3 separate regions of the Homo sapiens genome follow, and regions 1 and 2 are each linked to region 3. A link is an interaction called in ENCODE POLR2A ChIA-PET data of the cell type or tissue named here. Cell type or tissue: GM12878. All regions are shown on one strand.

Evidence for each region. ChIA-PET counts read pairs that join two places held together with the same protein. Peaks named below come from ENCODE experiments on the same cell type or tissue, not always from the same donor. Only the 100,000 strongest peaks of a DNase experiment are listed, where the experiment ranks them.
Region 1: POLR2A ChIA-PET joins it to region 3 with 5 read pairs; 12 of 35 experiments call an interaction of 5 or more read pairs at or near these places.
Region 2: POLR2A ChIA-PET joins it to region 3 with 5 read pairs; 1 of 35 experiments calls an interaction of 5 or more read pairs at or near these places.

The regions. Positions count from the first base shown.
Region 1 is chr12:46,670,798-46,674,797 of GRCh38, reverse strand. No RefSeq gene overlaps it. Among named protein-coding and RNA genes, the nearest start is that of SLC38A4, 150 kb to the left of the region's middle. RefSeq lists an enhancer at 3,963-4,000. In GM12878, no CTCF peak of the experiment used is centred here; no DNase peak of the experiment used is centred here.
Region 2 is chr12:46,178,545-46,182,544 of GRCh38, reverse strand. No RefSeq gene overlaps it. Among named protein-coding and RNA genes, the nearest start is that of SLC38A1, 88 kb to the left of the region's middle. In GM12878, no CTCF peak of the experiment used is centred here; a DNase peak (open chromatin) is centred at 2,244; H3K4me3 peaks cover 295 bases; H3K27ac peaks cover 1,238 bases.
Region 3 is chr12:46,390,667-46,394,666 of GRCh38, reverse strand. All of the region lies in intron 2 of SLC38A4-AS1 (SLC38A4 antisense RNA 1), which reads right to left. Among named protein-coding and RNA genes, the nearest start is that of SLC38A4-AS1, 9.0 kb to the right of the region's middle. In GM12878, no CTCF peak of the experiment used is centred here; a DNase peak (open chromatin) is centred at 1,785; H3K4me3 peaks cover 1,215 bases; H3K27ac peaks cover 1,444 bases.

The DNA.
Region 1 (4,000 bases), 280 kb before region 3:
TAATCGTCCTAGGTGGTTCATTAGAATTAGCTCTGCTACTTCATATTCACATTTTTTTTTAACCAGTCTCTAATTATCTAGCTGAAACTCTTAATGCTTTGGATGAATAGCCTGGCTCAAAGACATTTTTACTTCCTATAAAATATAATTTGGATTCTGGAAAGGTGTTATGAATGCTACATTAGTATTTAAAATGTCACAGAAAAAGAAATAGATTAATGCTAAGATTTCGTTTGAAACAGCTGTGGAAATTTTGAGACATTATCACTTGCCTCTAGTTAGAAAAATATTAATTTCTAATGATTCCTATTAGACATTAGGATAAGAAACTTTTAAAAAGAAACAATTGGAGACTTTATCTTCTTTAAGGGCATAGTTTCTTATTCGTGTGCCAAAAAAAATAGATCTGTTGCATCATGAAGACTTTATATAATAAAAAATGTTCCCTCCTGGCACCACTGCCACACCTCACCAGCTCCTCATGAACAGTGAGCACCTGAAGGTCATCCATTCTTCTGAAGAGCTGCTCCTACATTCCAATTTGCTGAATTACAGTTTGTTCTCCATATTGCCATCAGAATTGCCTTTCTAAAATGCAAATTGATCCTGTCAGTCCCTGTTTAATTGCAGCTCCCTCTTGTCCTTCCTTAAGAAAACCTTTCTATCTGTTCACCTAAATGTTTCTAGCACCTCGTGGTGTATTTCACATAAAATTATGGATATATGGGTAGATGGATGGATGGATGGATGGGAGCATGGATACAATTAGCAGATTTTCCATAGTACAGACTTCCAGCTTCATACAGGATTTGGTTGACAGCAATTATGGAGCCTAGTGCAACTTCCCACTAAAATAAGTGCAAAGAAAAAAACAAAAACTCACAACATCATAAACTAACATTTAAAAGCGATTTAATTGTGTTCAGAAAAATACACCCAAGTTTTGCCTCCTAACGCATTTAGACTTCATCTCATGAAAAAGAGACTTCATCTCATGAAAAATCTCATCTCATGAAAAATCTGGGACAAGCAAACGCATCTTCACCAAATTAAGCTAAATAAACTAAGTGTTCAACTTAAACTTAGGAAAGAAAACTGCCAGGAAGAAGGACAAATGAGTTAATAAAGATAAAAGCAGATCTTAATTAGCTAGCATAAAGCCAGTAGTATATTAACAAATCCAAAAGTTGGTTCTTAAAAAGACCAATAATGTGATTATATTTTGATGATATATCATGAAATTGGAAACAATCCATCAATATTAGCATGAATAAATAAATTGTGTTCTAATCACACAATTGGATACTATACATTAATATGAAAAATCTGTAGCTGCATGCACTGTATTAGTTCATTTTCACTGTGCTTTAAAGAAACACCCAAGACTGGGAAAATTATAAAGGAAAGAGGTTTAATTGACTCACAGCTCCACATGGCTGGGGAGGACTCAGGAAACTTACAATCATGGTGGGAGGTGAAGAGGAAGCAGGCACCTTCTTCACAAGGCATCAGGAGAGAAAAAAGAGTGAGGGAGAAACTTCCAAACACTTATAAAACCGTCAGATCTCATGAGAACTTATTCACTATCACGAGAACAGAATGGGGAAAACCACCCCCATTGATCCAATCACCTCCCTGCCTCGACATGTGGAGATTAAAGGTCCCTCCCTCGACACATGGGGATTACAGTTTGAGATGAGATTTGGGTGGGTACACAGAGCCAAACATGTCACACCAACACACTTGACTCTTAAAAATACGATTTCAGGCAATGGATTCCAGACCAAAAAAAATTACATATTATATATTGTATACTTCTATTTATAAAAATTTCAAAAACAGAAAAATAATCTATGGTGTTAGAAATAAGGATACCTTTGAGGAGAATTATATATAATGGATACTTTTCATTGGTAGGGTGCTTGTATGTGTCTGTATGGGAGATTCTTGAGATGCTGGTAATATTCTATTTCTTGACCTAGGTCGTTACATGGATATGTTTGATTTGTTTTAAATATTAAGTAATACACTTTGATTTCTGCATTTTTAAATATATATGTTATACTTCAATTCAAAAAGTTTTAAAAATTAAATCAAGAACAGAAAACATTTTAAGAACAAAATATATTCAGAGAAAAATATCAAAATACTAGTAATGAAAATAGCTAATATTTATTGAGTACTGTATTAGTCTGTTTTCATGCTGCTGATAAAGACACACCCGAGACTGGGAAGAAAAAGAGGTTTAATTGGACCTGCAGTTCCACATGGCCTGGGAGGCCTCAGAATCATATTGGGAGGTGAAAGGCACTTCTTACATGGCAGCAGCAAGAGAAAATGAGGAAGAAGCAAAAGTGGAAACCCCTGATAAACCCATCAGATCTCGTGAGACTTATTCACTGTCTCGAGAATAACACGGGAAAGACCGGTCCCCGTGATTCAATTACCTCCCCCAGGTCCCTCCCACAACACATGGAAATTCTGGGAGATACAATTCAAGTTGAGATTTGGGTGGAGACAGAGCCAAGCCATATCAGGTACTTACTATATGTACAATATTATGCTAAGTATCTTATAACATATGACCTTATAATAGACCTAAAAGGTACCTACTTATTAGCCCTGTTCTACAAGGGAGTAAAATGATTCTTGGAATGGTTAAGTGACTGCTAGAGGCCACACGGTTCAAAGTTCCTATTCTCTACCACTCTTTCATACTGCTTCAGAATAGCTCCAATTCTCAAGGCACAAATTATTTTATATTTAATTACATGCTCTTTAAATTGTTCTAGACAAACGGTTTCAAACTTTGGATTTCAAAAACTATGAGAGCTAAGGGGAAAAGTTGGAGAGACCAACATGGGATTGCCAGGTTTTAATTTTTGTAGTAGAAACATTCTTTTTTATTACCATTTATCAGCAGAATCATTTTGCAAAAGAATAAATAATCTAACATTGAGAATATGGGAAGTGCATAAGATCAGAATTAAGGACTATTCTTTAAATCAAATGACGTTATAAAACCCATTGCATCTTCCTTATTTTTTTTTTTCATTATACCAGGGAATCATGAGAACTTTTCTAGGAATCAGCATTTGTATACTGCTGTATGTTGAGGTTGAAGTTAGGGGAATATCCCAGTACGTTTTATGATGATAACATAACTTTAATGCTCCAACCTGAGAAAGATAAAATAGACTAAGATGACCATTGAATGCAAACAGAAAGTTCTAAATGAACAATTAAGCAGACTGAATTCAGTCCTGTGTTGAAATAATAATAAACAATTCTGTTTCAGAAATGTAAAATAGTTTAATACCAGAAATTCAATCAATATAATTAGCTAATAATATATTTGCATCAGCCAACTAATGCTACAATGTTGTATAACAGGCAATTATAAAATCTCAGCAGCATGCACCAGAAAGCATTTGTTGAGTGTCAGTGTGTTGGCTGGAGTTTCATTGACCTAGGCTGGCCTCATCTGGAGAGGCTCTGCTCCACATGGCTCTCTCATCTTCTTTGGAGCAGAAGAATGTCGAGCCCAGATTTGGAGCTAGCAAAGCCATATTCTTCTCATGATGATGGCAGAGGTGTGAGAGACAAAAAAAACATTCAAAGGCTCTGCCGGCACAGTTTCAGAACTGGTACACTGTCATTTCTGCCTCACTCTATTGGCCAAAAATAGTTATAAGACTGAATCCAGTCAAGGGTTGGAGAAATAATACTCTTCCCTTTTAAATGGGAGGAACTGTAAAGTCACATGAGAGGGGTGAAAAATTAGGACCTGATATGGAAGGATGTGTGTCCCTTCCAACTCTCAAGTTGAAATGTTACCTCCAATGTTGGTGATGGGCCAAGTGGGAGGTGTTTGGATCATGGGAGCAAGTCCCTCATGAATGTCTTTGGCCTGTCCTCATGGTAATGAGTTAGTTCTCATTCAATTAGTTCACATGAGACCTGGTTGTTTAAAAGAGCCTGGCACCCGCCTCCTCTCTCT
Region 2 (4,000 bases), 210 kb after region 3:
AGCACAGGAATAGCCTGGGTCTTTTACGGTGTGGCTGGGAATGAAGACCCCCTTGATGAACTCTTCTGGCCTACCCAGGTGACAGCAGTGCATTCTGTAGGGCCTCGGTGGCACACACGCAAAACTCAAAGTAGAAACCTGGGGTACGGGAGTCCAAGTCATGTTCTCCAATATAACTTCGTTAGGAATAAAGCTGATATTTTTATCCTTACATGCTTCCTATGCCTACTTCTTAATTGATCAAAACCCCAAGGGCAAAGGGTGTGAGTGAGTAATTAGCACTTTTAAACTCAAGCAGTGGTAAAAGTTAAAAGACTATTGAGAATCTGAGCAGATTTTGTTCCAAATTGAAAGGGCCAGTCCTGCAGTGCCTTTGATAGTTCTGGCTTCTTCCTTCTACTCTCCCTCCATGAGTATTTGCTAATACTGTTCCATTCCGTCCTTTTTTACACAGAATTGTCAGGGAAGAGCTATTCTCTGCCTTTCCCATGGAATTAACTATGGGCTTGTATTAGGGCTCTCCAGAGGGACAGAATTAATAGGATATATGTATATATGAAAGAGAGTTTATTAGGGAGAGTTGGCTCACATGATCACAAGGCGAAGTCTCACAATAGGCCGTCTGCAAACTGGGGAAGAAAGAAGCCAGTAGTGGCTCAGTCCGAGTCCAAAAGCCTCAAAAGTAGGTAAGCTGACAGTGCAGCCTTCAGTCTGTGGCCAAAGGCCAGAGAGCCCCCAACAAACCCCTGGTGTAAGTCCCAGAGTCCAAAAGCCAAAGAACCTAGAGTCTGATGTCCAAAGGCAGGAGGAATAGAAGGAAGCACCCAGCATGGGAGAAAGATGAACACCAGAAGACTCAGCAAGCCAGCTTAGCCCGTCTTCTTCCACCTGCTTTGTTCTAGCCATGCTGGCAGCTTATTGGATGGTGCCCACCCCCATTGAGGATGGGTCTTCCTCTCCCAGTCCACTGACTCAAATGTCAATCTCCTCTGGCAACCCCCTTGCAGATGCACCCAGAAACAATACTTTACCAGCTATCTAGGCATCCTTCAGTCCAATCAAGTTGACACCTAATATTAACCATCACGGGGCTTAATGATAACTTTGCAACTCAGATGTCCTGTTTTCTTACTTTCTAGATTTATAATTGTGTTCTACCTAGTTTGGAAAGGGTGGATGAGGCCCAAATAACTAGGCCAATTTTTGAATATCAATTTTTAAAAATCTTTTATTAGTTTACATGTTAGGCTAATCCAAGTTGGTAGAATAATCTGCTCATTGGGAGAGTCAGTACACCACCAAAATAACCTGACAAATTACCCAAATTATATAAAGCCATAGCACTTAGAATTGAACTGGGTACAAATAAATAAATAGATCATAATAGTGAATGCATAAATGATCCAAAAAATACCAGAAAGGTGGCCTTTCAAATCAATGGGGAAAAATAAAGGTTACTTAATAAATGATAGGAAAAAATACATAGTTTTTGAAGAAAATGAAACCAGATTTCTATATTACCCCTTATGTCTAAAGAGAACTTAGATATATTAAAGACTTTAAATAACACATGTGTAAATATATCTATTTTTATAAGCATGAAACCATGACTTAAATAAAGTATGTGTCAAAAAATTTAGTTAGCTTATTAATTAAGGAACAAGTAATATGTTTAAAAATTGGTCCAAAGGAGAACTCAAAGAACAGATACATATATCAGCAATCAGGAATTCTAAAATGAATTTGCTAATAGATGCAAAACTGGCCTGTCCACAGGGGGAAATTAATTGCATCTTTTTTTTTAATGTACTTTAAGTTTTAGGGTACATGTGCACAATGTGCAGGTTAGTTACATATGTATACATGTGACATGCTGGTGCGCTGCACCCACTAACTCGTCATCTAATTAATTGCATCTTAATCAGACAGAATTATTTTGTATGTCTGGACAATAATCATTTCCATCTCTCAGTTTTCTACAATTTAGAGGGTTATAAAGTAGCTCAAAAAACAAAAAAAGGGGGTGCGAGGCAAAACTCTTATAGAATCAGATAACCCAGAAGCAGCATATAATATTTCGTTGAAAGTACACCCACCCAGTAATCTTTTTTGCTTCTTTTAAAGTCTTTCCAGTTTCCGTAACAACTTCCCCTTTGTGACTATAAAAATCTCAAAGATTATTCTTGGTCATAAAAAGAATGGTCCCATTAGCCTTGGCCTGATTATTTGCATGGGTGCGGCAAGGGTGTTAATTAACCACATAAGCTTCCTTGAATTTGGTTTGCAATTCTAGAGCTATGTACTATTGAACAGCTACTGGAGCCACAGAACTGCACTTTTAAAAGTCTCTATGGGTTGAGGGGGAAAAAGTCTCCATCATTTGCTAGCTCAGGGCTAGGAAAGCAAGCCCGAGAGACTCCACCGTATTCACCTATACCATCTATAGATTTGGATGAATTCCTTTCTACTTGAGGTCGCTTAAATTTACTAAGGTTCATGGCCTGCCAGGAAGTGCTCTTTGTCACCACCCATCATAATAGGATCCTATAGACCAGTTTAGGTACTAGGCTCTAGGTTACAACCCTAGAAGGTTGGTACTAAGCCAGGGTTTTGTAGGCATTGGCTACAGAAATAAAATTAACCTTTGTTCCTTGGAGTTGTTTGACATACCTGTTAAATGACCATCATCCTCACATATGATCTTCCAAGTAAGGCCATGGTGACATTCAATTTTGTCCAGTTATGCACCGGGAAAGAAAAAGACTCTTGTTGAACCTATGCAAATAACTACATTGCTGTCAAAAAGGTAACTCAGTCACAGTGTTTAAACTCGGGGTGGGGGAGAGTTCAGTGAAAAGCAGGAAGAAAATGTTTAGTTTTATTTTACAAAAGCAGAGTCTACTGAATTGTTGTAGACTGAAGATAGCCTAAGAAGAAAGAGAAATGTCTTCCTTATATATCCAGCAAATACAGCCTTAAAACAACATCAATACAACCACAGTGAAAATTTTCCTCATCAGCTCATTCTGTCCTTTGTAATTGTGTTTTGCTGAATTTTGGATTGGCATTTCTGCATTCAGAAAGCTATGTGCTTCTGCATTGAAAAGACTCCTGTAAATTCATACTCATTACACAGGTACAGACTGAAAATTGTCTAAATACCATCAGCTCAGGGTTTGTACCCAAGAGTCTATTCTTTGAATAGACTTCGATAGTTTAAAGTACTTGGTGCAATCTTCTTCCATGAGACTCTGAGGCTCTTTCTTTGCTGAAGAACCAAATTTTGGCTTGTAGTTAATAGCAGAGACTAAGGTTAGTTTCAGGAAGCAGAAACCTATTTGATAATAAGACCAAAAGTTGTAGTTAATTTACCTCAGTAACTAATAGTTATCCATTATATCTTAGGTATCCTTACCGATAACCTTGAAGGACCACGTGGTATTCCACTGAAAGGTCACCTAATAATCTGTTTTGCCCATTTCAAAGTCCTTTGCAATTTTTCTCTTGCAATATATATATCTATATCTTATATAGATAATACCTTGGAGTGCAGAAGATCTCTCTTGTTACAAAACATAGGAGCCACAGAGGAAGTAATTGATCAGTAAATATTTTAAAACTCTGTATGACATACAATAGTGCTAACATGTAAAAAAATCTGAAAATCCAAATGGGATACAAAACTAATATTTGCCACTCATATGTTGCAATGGATGGGACCTGCCTCTTCAGTTTGAGGTTCAAATTATTCAAAATATTCCCCTGGCCAAATTTCCAGGATGCCTAACACCTCTTTCTTTCCCACTTCCAAATGGTGCAAGAACCCAGAGGTGTCTGCTTCCAAACTCCAGGCAAAGAGAGAACTGGTGAATGTAGGCTTCACAGCAGGCTTCCTTCCCACCTCATTCATTTCCGCCACTGCCACATGATGTCCTTGTTGAACACCGGCCCTGTGTAATCTGTTACATCTGTGTCTGCTGCTGCAATCATGTCCTCATAG
Region 3 (4,000 bases):
GTACTAGATTTTGTTAAATTGTTTTCCAAAGTGGTGATGTCAGTGAAATTCTCCCATGAGCAGTGCATAAAATTTATTTGCTCTACATCCTCACCAATACTTGATCTCTGGGGAATGTAAAATCCTACTTTCTGGTGGTTTTAATTTTGTGTTTCCCTGATCACTATGTTTATGGTTATTGGCCATTCAGGTTTTCTTTTCTGTCCACTGCCTGTTTATATCCTTTACCCATTTTTCTATTGGGTTGTCTTTTCCTCATTGATTTATAGGGGTTCTTTATACACAGTGTGTATAAAATTTTTTATATGTTTAAATCTCTTTCTCACTTTTCACTTCTTTAGGTATTGTTTAACATCAGAAATTTCTAATTTTAACACAGTCAAGTTTATCCATCTTTTTCTTTAATGTTTATGTTTTTGTACATTGTTTAAGAAATTCTTAGGTATTCAAAGGTGATACAAGATTTCCTTTCAGATGTTTAAAAATTATACTTTTCACATTTAGGTCTTCAACCTACCTGTGATTAATTTTTGTACAAGGCATGATATAGGGATATAATTTTACTTTTTCCCATATGGATAACTAGTTGTACCAGAATCCATTACTGAATCATCAAACTCTTCTTCTATATTACTTCTTATATATAACAAGTTTCCATCTGTGTGTGGGTCTGTTTCCTAACTGTCCTTTCTGTCCCATCAGCATATATGTCTATGCCTTTGCCATCACTGCCCTTCCTTGATTACTATGGCTTCATAATAAGTCTTGAGATCTATTAATGTAAAAACCTGTACCTTGGTCTTCTTCAAAATTATCTTAACTATTTTTGGCCCTTTACTCTTTGTATAGAGTTTAGAACAGGCATGTTGAACTGCTACTATCACCATGGGTCTTTTATACTACAGATTATACAGCTGGATTTTTATATACAAAGGTTAATCAGAAAACACACAATCTGTTACTTGGGGGCTCTGTTAATTGGCTACAAAGTTGTATACACAAATTCTAAAAATGCATGAACTTTGAGCACATTTTATGAATTAAGCATTGTGCAGGGTACCTTGCATATATTAATTTAGATGGTCCTCCCAGAGATGTTGTAAGGTAGATAATATAATCCCAAATTTACAGGTGAAGACACTGAAGATCAGAGAAGTTGTGTGGAATGCCTAAGGAAGGTGTAGTAACCAGCAGTAAATGTTAAGGTAAAGATTCAATTCTAGATCTTTTCAGATTCCAAAGTTCTTGCTCCTTCTATAATATCATTTCAGACTACGCCAAAACCTTCTAGTTTAAAACAATAAACATAATGTGACTACTATTTGTATTGCATTTAGGTACTCTGCATTTAGGGATATTATTTACAAATTGTCATTTGCCCATATAGTGAACAATTCAGTCATTTATTTGAAAGGCATTAAATGCCTATACTATACTAGGCACTGGGTACTCTTAAAAGCAGCTCAAAATTGACCTGAATGTCAACACACTCTGAAAAAAAGTTAGAAAAGGTGAAAATGTCAAATTAGCTGGGGTTCAAGGTTCTCCAATTACTTTGAAAAGCTGCAGATGCACTACCATTAATTTTGCTTGAGGGTTGTTAATTCGTGTGTGTGTGTGTGTGTGTGTGTGTGTGTGTGTGTGTGTGGTCTGAGCTGAAAACCCAAAGAATTTTAAGTCATTTCAAAAGATTCTCTAAGTTAGGACAAATTCACAGGTAGCTACTAATTTAGGTATTTCCCAATTTAGGCCACATCACATGTACTACACTGAGACAGTCACGTGGGAAAGGCTACTCGGCAAAACCCCTACAGGCCTGCACACTGGGGTGGAGCCACAGAAGTCTGCAGGGAGGAGCCTGGCCCCTCCTCTTTCTGGGTGAAACCTGGGATTCAATCTGCAAGGCAGGAAGCCCAGGGGCAAGAAGCACACTCTTTCGCCTTGCTGATAGTCTCCCTTTCCCCTTGTCTTCCTTTTCACCCAATAAAACCCTGCCTTAGTCACCCTTTAAATTGTCTGCGAGCCTAAATTTTCAATGCCCTGTGACAAGAACCCCATCTTCAGCTGAACTAAGGAAAAGTCCCGCAACAACACTACATGTAATTAAGTGAGGAAAGGATGTCTTATAATTTTAGGACTGGTTAATCACATGGAAATTGTGAGGACACGTCTCATTTTTTAATCAATAAAAGGTAAAAAGTCGGGTTCTCTTCCTATATTCTTTGGGTAGCACAGTATGCGGATCTCTGAGCTTTAGTTTCCCAGGTTGCAGAAAAGGAGAAAATTTTAATGTCCATCTCAAAACATCATGATATTAAATGTGTAATGCATTCGAAAAAGTACTTTATAAACTATAATGTATTAAGTGCATGTTACTTACTGTCAGATAAAAATTTAATAATCGAAATAACTGTTTCTAGAGCCTATGTGTGAGCTAAAAAGCAGTTTGTACTCATTTCAGAATGGGAAAGACTCAGGGCAGGGAAAGGAAAATTAAAGATTTCTAAACAAAAATAAATAAGAACAAAACAACACAAGTTATTTCAAGTTTTCTTAAGAATCAGAATAAATATATTTGAGACAATAAAACTTCTCAGTGCCTTTTTACAGGTGGCATCCTCCTTGTAGGGCACAGAACAGTTATTACCTGATCAGCATCTTCCAAAGTTCAGGACCACTGAAACCATAATAGAAGAATCTTGGGAGCTAATGTCAAAGAATCATTTTTTGCTATGCTTGATTTAAGTCCAAACTTTAATGTGATTTTAATCTATTGCATATCCAATGAGGAATTTAACTGTGATAATACTGAAAAGAAATATTGGATGAGAAACAAGACAGGCCAAAACCCACAAATCTCCTGGGGCCACTCCTGACATGATTCTATGTCAATAGACTGGTTTTTAGCCAGAGGCTTTTCCGAGCATTCTGTCTTTCAGTTACAGATTGCAAACCATTGGAAATAAAATGCATCATCTTAAATTGCAAGAGCACATAGAAAAAAAGTAGCAACAGCATTACAGAAATATGATTTATAGCTAAAAGGGTGTGATATTCTGATGCCTTTCTCCTTGCTTTTAGACTCCTGTAAGGTTCAGCAGGACCTTAACCCTAAATTAAGTGGCTTCATAAAACCTCTGATAGAAAACAGTCTTGGACTGTCAGCAGGATGTTTGTGGATTATCTTAAGTAATAATTAACAATCAACCATTGGATTCAATGACAAAAAATACTGAACCATCTCTTCCCCAGTTCCAGCTATTGAAGTAGACTATGACTGAAAAACAAAAATAAACAACATATTTCCTGAGCTGAAGAACAGAAAGTAAAATTCAAAAACCTGTCTTCATGGCTACCACCTTCAATGTGCCATTTGTGTACTGTACCATGTCCTGGGGGGAGCGGGTGGTTAGGGCTGAAATCCAGCCTGTACTCCACTTATCAGGCCCTGCACCCTGGGATGGGGCTGTGTCAGCCAGAAGGAAGAGAGGTCTTCTAAGCAAAACGCTCCATGAGTCTGAAATGCTGCAACAGCACAAGGCTAATTGTCACAAAACCATTGTATAGACTAGCGGGCCCAGCCTGGCTGGCTCAATAGTGACTCTCTAAATGACTTATGGAAAATCACAACTTTTTCATTTCCTGCAAAGGAAGCCCTTCACATTGTTAAACTACCAATGTTTGTCAATCCACACAAAGACTACCATCCATCTCCTGCTGACGGGTAACATCAAGGGTCTTTCTCTCAAAATAGAAATAATAGAAACAATTGTTATACAGCAAGGTCCTGGCCTTTCTTTAATCAATGGCATTCACTCTGCCACACTTTCCTCACCTTCTTGTCCTCTAGCTTTAGCCACAGCTGGATGGAAGCTCTAGAAAACTTTTCACAAGATAGGATTAATCCCAAAGATCATTTTTCTTTTAAATTTAACTAGCTGTTTGCTGCTTCAGCCATCACTTGATGTTAGCCTCTCTGACATGACAAAGACAAAATTTG